Regions from separate parts of the Mus musculus genome. Here region 2 is linked to region 1. A link is a loop called in an ENCODE intact Hi-C map of the cell type or tissue named here. Cell type or tissue: left cerebral cortex. All regions are shown on one strand.

Region 1 (2,500 bases):
GGATTGTGCTGTCGCAGGAGCCTAGACAGAGGGCAAAGGTAGAGTTTGGGACCCAGGGTGTGTGTGTGTGTATCTCTGAAGGCGCCATGGCTGCCGTTCTCCAAACACCTGTTTCCTGTAGCATCCTGCCCTCCTTCTGGGTGGGGGTGGGAGCTGGTGTTCCCTCTGTGTAACAGATGGTCTCTGTGCTGGGTAGGAGGCGGTGGGTTATAAAAGCAGGTTGGGTGTAACGGCTTTACCTGAAGGAGGTGTTAGTCTCGAAATAGCCTTGAGTGGGCTTATGAGAATTAGTCATAATTGAGGTTTTTCTCTTGAGATAGCTTGCAAGTCATGTTATCTTATGACCAGGGTGTCTTGAATATGACACCCCCTGAACACGGCTAATTATACAGAGTACCAAAAGGTATAGCAACGACACGCACACACTCAAGTTTGACTGTTAAAAATAACCCCGCAGAGTGCCTGGGAGAACGCATGACTTTTCTCATCGAAGTTGTTAGGGAGAGGTTTCTAAGTTACCAAACTTCCTGACAGCCAAACCTTCCCCAGGCATGTGTGGGTGTTGGAAGCCAAGCCTGTGATAATTCTGTGGAAGCTGTGGCAAATTAATAGCCATTCCCAAGTGAGAAGGATGGAAGCTCAGCTAGAGGCTTATCCTCGCCTCAGCTGGACAGCTATGGCTTTCTCCTGCCACTCCGAACGAGAAACTCATAGGGAAAAAAAACTTTATGGTTGATCAGAAAATAAATGAGCAAGGGAAGGGGCAGGCATTTCTGGCGTCAAAACTTTTCGCTCAGGAAGAAGTTTCTGAACTACCTGCCTCCAGATTGGGCATGGAGAACAGAGGGGGAGAATGGAGGAAGGTTTGGCTGTGTAGAGCAGGGATAGCCACAGAGCCTTTTCACCCGTTAACCGGGTGTGTGTGTGGGGTGTGTGTGTGGGAGAGAGGGGGGGGAAGGGTGAGAGGGAGGGAAGGAGGGAGGGAGGGAGGGAGGTGACGGCTCAGTGGGGATAGCATTTGCCCAAGGTCCAGAATTTGGATTCCCACAATCCATGAAAGTGCTGGGTGAGTGTGCCAGCTCACCTATAACTCCAGCCCCAGAAGGCAGAGACAGGATCCCCAGTCTAGCAAGACTAGCCATATGGATGAGCTCTGGGTTTGATTGAGAGGTCCTGCCTCAGTGAATAAGGCATAAGAGCCATGGAGGCTGATTTCTACTCACATCAAACCTTGGCCTCTATCTGTGCATGTGTACCTGCCTACACATGTACCCCCAAACATGCAAAACACACAGACACACAGGACACATGGATAAAGAGGATTAAAACGTGAAAACGGAAGGGAACCTGGTCAGAGATTTTGAACAGCAGGCTCCCCTGGATTCGTAGAAATAGTATGTTTTGGTTCCCTGTGGCCTGGTTCCTGGTGGTCTAGTACAGGAGAGAACACACAGAGCATCTGGGGGCAGGGGTCACACCTAAGCCCACGAACCTGGACTAGTGCTCCTGAGGGCTGCTTGATGGAGGAGCTTGGGGGAAGTCAACTCTTAGGTGAGTGACAGTGCGTAGGTGGAAGGGACGGATCAACCCAAGAAATGTTTTGTTGTCTTGAGGCAACTGCATGGGAGGGGGCGGGGACGGGGGAGCTCTGAAGTCAGCCTCCTGACCGTTCTGTGCAGTGGACAGGGCACATTTGGGGGCTGCCATCTCCCAGCTGTTTAACACTAAGTAGGAGAAGGAAGAGCCACAACTAGCGCCTTAGGGAAATGTTCTAAAGCAGGTGTCTATGGACAGTACAGACAGAAAAGTCAAAATAGATGCTCTCTAGGTCTTCCTGAGGAGGCTTGCTGTGACCAGACTGGGGAGCCTTGTTCCATGTGACCTGTGTGTAAGGGCAAAGTGTAGGCAGCCCATGGCAGGAGGGCTGGGTGGGAATCCCAGAGGGTGGTGTGTCTATAGTGAGTGATGTCACTGCAGACAGACTGTGTCCCTTGTCTGGAGAAGTGACCTGCTATTGAGTAGAGCTGAGCCTGGTTGCCCTGCAGAGAGTCTTAGCAGGGTTGCCTTCCCCTCTCTAAGCAAATACAGTCTGCCTCTGACATTCTTCATCTGCATCTGAGGTCTGTGTTGAGCCACTCCCTTAGGGAGCTTCCAGCCCAGGGAGCCAGAAAGGACTCTGGAGCCGGGCACATTTTGCCTGATGTAGGACTTCCCCGGTGGGGCCCTTCTGTCCCCTGGACGCTTTTCTGGGTTGGGCCCAATCAGATGTTACCAGAGCACAGTGCACTCTCTTGAGTGTGTGACCATACTGGTTATGTCCCAGTGCAGTAGTCAGAACAAACAAAAGCATCCATGGATGCCTGACCGTGACTCCAGCTTGTCACATACTCCAGCTTGTCACATGGCTCGTTCCCCCTCCGACTGGCCTTTCTGCGTGTAGGCCCTTCTCCATGACAGCGAGAATTGGCTTTTCTTTTCTTCATAGTACTTACCATTCCTT
Region 2 (2,500 bases), 270 kb after region 1:
ACCCCGCTGGTGGCCCGGACAAGCGGGGACTCTTGCCCGAGGCCTGATCCAGCTTCCGCCGCAGGAGGGATCCCTAGATCTCGCAGATGGTCCTCCTACTACCGCGGGGACCCCTGAGCCCCAGCCAGGCTGCAGCACCAGCACCGCAGGGGGTAAGGGGCGGGGAACTCACCGCGCTTGCTCCGGCCGATCTGGCCCAGCTTGGGAGGCCGCTTGCTCTGCCCAGCCCCGAAGAAGTTGTTGGTGTCCTGCAGGCGGCACGAGAAGATCTGGCCCACGTCGCCGCCGTCGCCGTAGGGGCTCAGCTTCTCGTCGCCGTAGGGCAGCACCTCCGACATGGTCGCGTCCGGGGGCTCCGAGGCGGCACCTCCTCCGCCCGCGTCCCCGCCCGCGGAGGACAGGGTCAGCGGCGCTGGGGCCGGGGATGGCCGGCCGGGGACGGCCCTCGGGGCTGCCGCGGCGCTGGGGCCGGCGAGAGGCCGGGGAGGGACACCGCTTGGGGCAGGAGCGCGCAGCCCGCGCGAGCGACCCAACGAGCGCCCGCAGCTGAGCTGCGCTGCGCTCGGGCTCCGCGCGCGAGTGGCTGCTGCTCCGGCAGCGGCGGGCAGGACTCACATCCTCGGCGCTCTCGGGCGCGGGGCGGGGGCCGAGCCGGGCGGGGCCGCGACGCGCGGGGAGGAGGGTGTCCCTGCGAGCCCGGAGGGCGCGGGACCGAGGTGGGCGCACCCCGGGGAGCGCGCGGGCCAGTCCTGCCGCGGATGCGGGCGGCGGCAGCGGCGGCGACTCGGGGACTGTGAAGCAGCGAGCGGCCGAGGGGGAGGGGAGCAAAAAGGAGGGAGGGCAGGGGGAGGAAACCCGGAGGGAGGGAGGGAGGGAGGGAAGAAACCGAGAGGGCGACGGGGAGAAAAACAGAAAGACAGAAGAAGGCAAGGGGAGCGGCGGGAGGAGGGAGGGTGAGGAAGGAGGGAGAAAAAGAAAAGGGGGGAGACTAGATTTGGATCGGAGAGGCAGAGCGGAGAAGCGAAAGAGGGAAAAATAGAGGGTCGGAGAAGGAAGGAGGAGAGAGGGGGGACAGAGGGAGGCAGGGACGAAGGAGCAGCCTGCGAGCTGCTAGGGAGAATGCCAGCCCAGGCTGAAAGCGAGGCGCCAGAGGAGGGAGGGAGGAGGGGACCCGTGGGCCTCGGGGAGAGATCCCTGGAAGCTAAGCGACGTCACGGGGCCGCGCCGGACCGCGGCTGGCTTCCTGCCCCCGCCCCCGTTCCCTCCGTCCCGCCTGCGCTGAGGGGCCCCGGTGCGCCCCGCCCCGCCCCGCCCCGCCCCGCACGGCCCGCGCCCCTCCCGCGCGGTGTTTACCCGACCCGGAGCCTGTGCGCGCCGGCTCGGCTGGCTGTGACTCCCGAGGGGAACCCGAAGCAGTGGGAGGGGAGGGGACCGAGGACGCACCGGCCGGGAAGGACGCGGATGCTGACCTCCCTGGAGGCCAGTTACAGAGGTCAAGGATCGGAGCGTACTGGGCCACCCGCGGGCACTCCTCTCCCTTCCCCCACCACACTTGTGCCCCACTTAGACCCTGCCGGGCATTCCTCTATCCCCGTGCCCACTGGATCTGCCAGGAAGGCCTTTTTCTCACTTCTTGTCCCTCTGTGCGGGGGCCCTGGCTCCCCCCGCACCAACCCCGGGGACAAGAAGGAGGGGAGGAGGGGGCAGCCCCGCCTCCCGCGGGATAGGGGAGAGCCTCATTACTCTGGGCTTGCCCGGGATGCCCGGCTCCTAGAGCCCTCTGACTCGCTGGGGACGCCCCGGGCCTGCAGCCCTTTGCCCTCCGGGACCTCTCTTATAACAACAGTCTTAATAAAGCTCTGGAGAGATACTGCAGCCTCAAAACCCGGAGCGTGCTCCTGCACCCTGGGAGGGAGACCCGGGAAGCCCAGGAGGCCTGGCAGGCGCATCTGTCTGCCAGATGGTAACTTCAAGGGGGCAAGGTGCGTGAGGAGTGCTCATTATCCTCGCCTGAGCCTGGAGCACCTGCTCTCCCCAAGGAGACCAGACCTGCTCAGCAGAGCTGGCCTAACCCCAGCGAGGGGTAACCAGTCCAAGGTCAGCAGCCTGCAGGAGAGAGGCAGGGCTAGGAAGCTAATCCTTGTCATTAGGCTCCTAACTCACCTAGCACCCCGCCCCCTCGCCGGAGAGCAGGGGAGGGGGTTGCCATCAGCCAGGGATGACGCAGCCTAGAACCCGTGCCCCCTCCCCCCAATGTTAAAGGGCTGGCTGGTTTCCAGAATCCAGACCTCAGGATGCGAAGACGAAGGGGTGGAGAAATAGATTGTGACAGGTGGAATAAACTTGACTTCTGGGTACAGGCCCGATCTTGAACCCCAACCCTGTGCTTCCCTTGCAGTGACACTTTAGGCAAGGGGTCTATCCTCCCTGAACCCCAGTAGTCTCCCCTGCCCAACTGCCGGTGTGCCCCTCAAGACAGTTAAAGAGGAGAAGGCCCCCG

The links. Peaks named below come from ENCODE experiments on the same cell type or tissue, not always from the same donor. Only the 100,000 strongest peaks of a DNase experiment are listed, where the experiment ranks them.
Region 2: a loop joins it to region 1, with 7 times the contacts of the local background. A loop is called at or near these places in 2 of 42 quality-filtered maps.

Annotation. Positions count from the first base shown.
Region 1 is chr4:138,721,633-138,724,132 of GRCm38, reverse strand. All of the region lies in intron 1 of Ubxn10 (UBX domain protein 10), which reads left to right. Among named protein-coding and RNA genes, the nearest start is that of Ubxn10, 2.4 kb to the left of the region's middle. In left cerebral cortex, no CTCF peak of the experiment used is centred here; DNase peaks (open chromatin) are centred at 263, 452 and 1,146; H3K27ac peaks cover 2,244 bases.
Region 2 is chr4:138,453,024-138,455,523 of GRCm38, reverse strand. Camk2n1 (calcium/calmodulin-dependent protein kinase II inhibitor 1) reads right to left here and starts at 376. Exons shown (of 2, transcript NM_025451.2): 1 at 173-376. The coding sequence starts at 338. In left cerebral cortex, no CTCF peak of the experiment used is centred here; DNase peaks (open chromatin) are centred at 95, 354, 811 and 1,136; H3K4me3 peaks cover 2,022 bases; H3K27ac peaks cover 2,500 bases.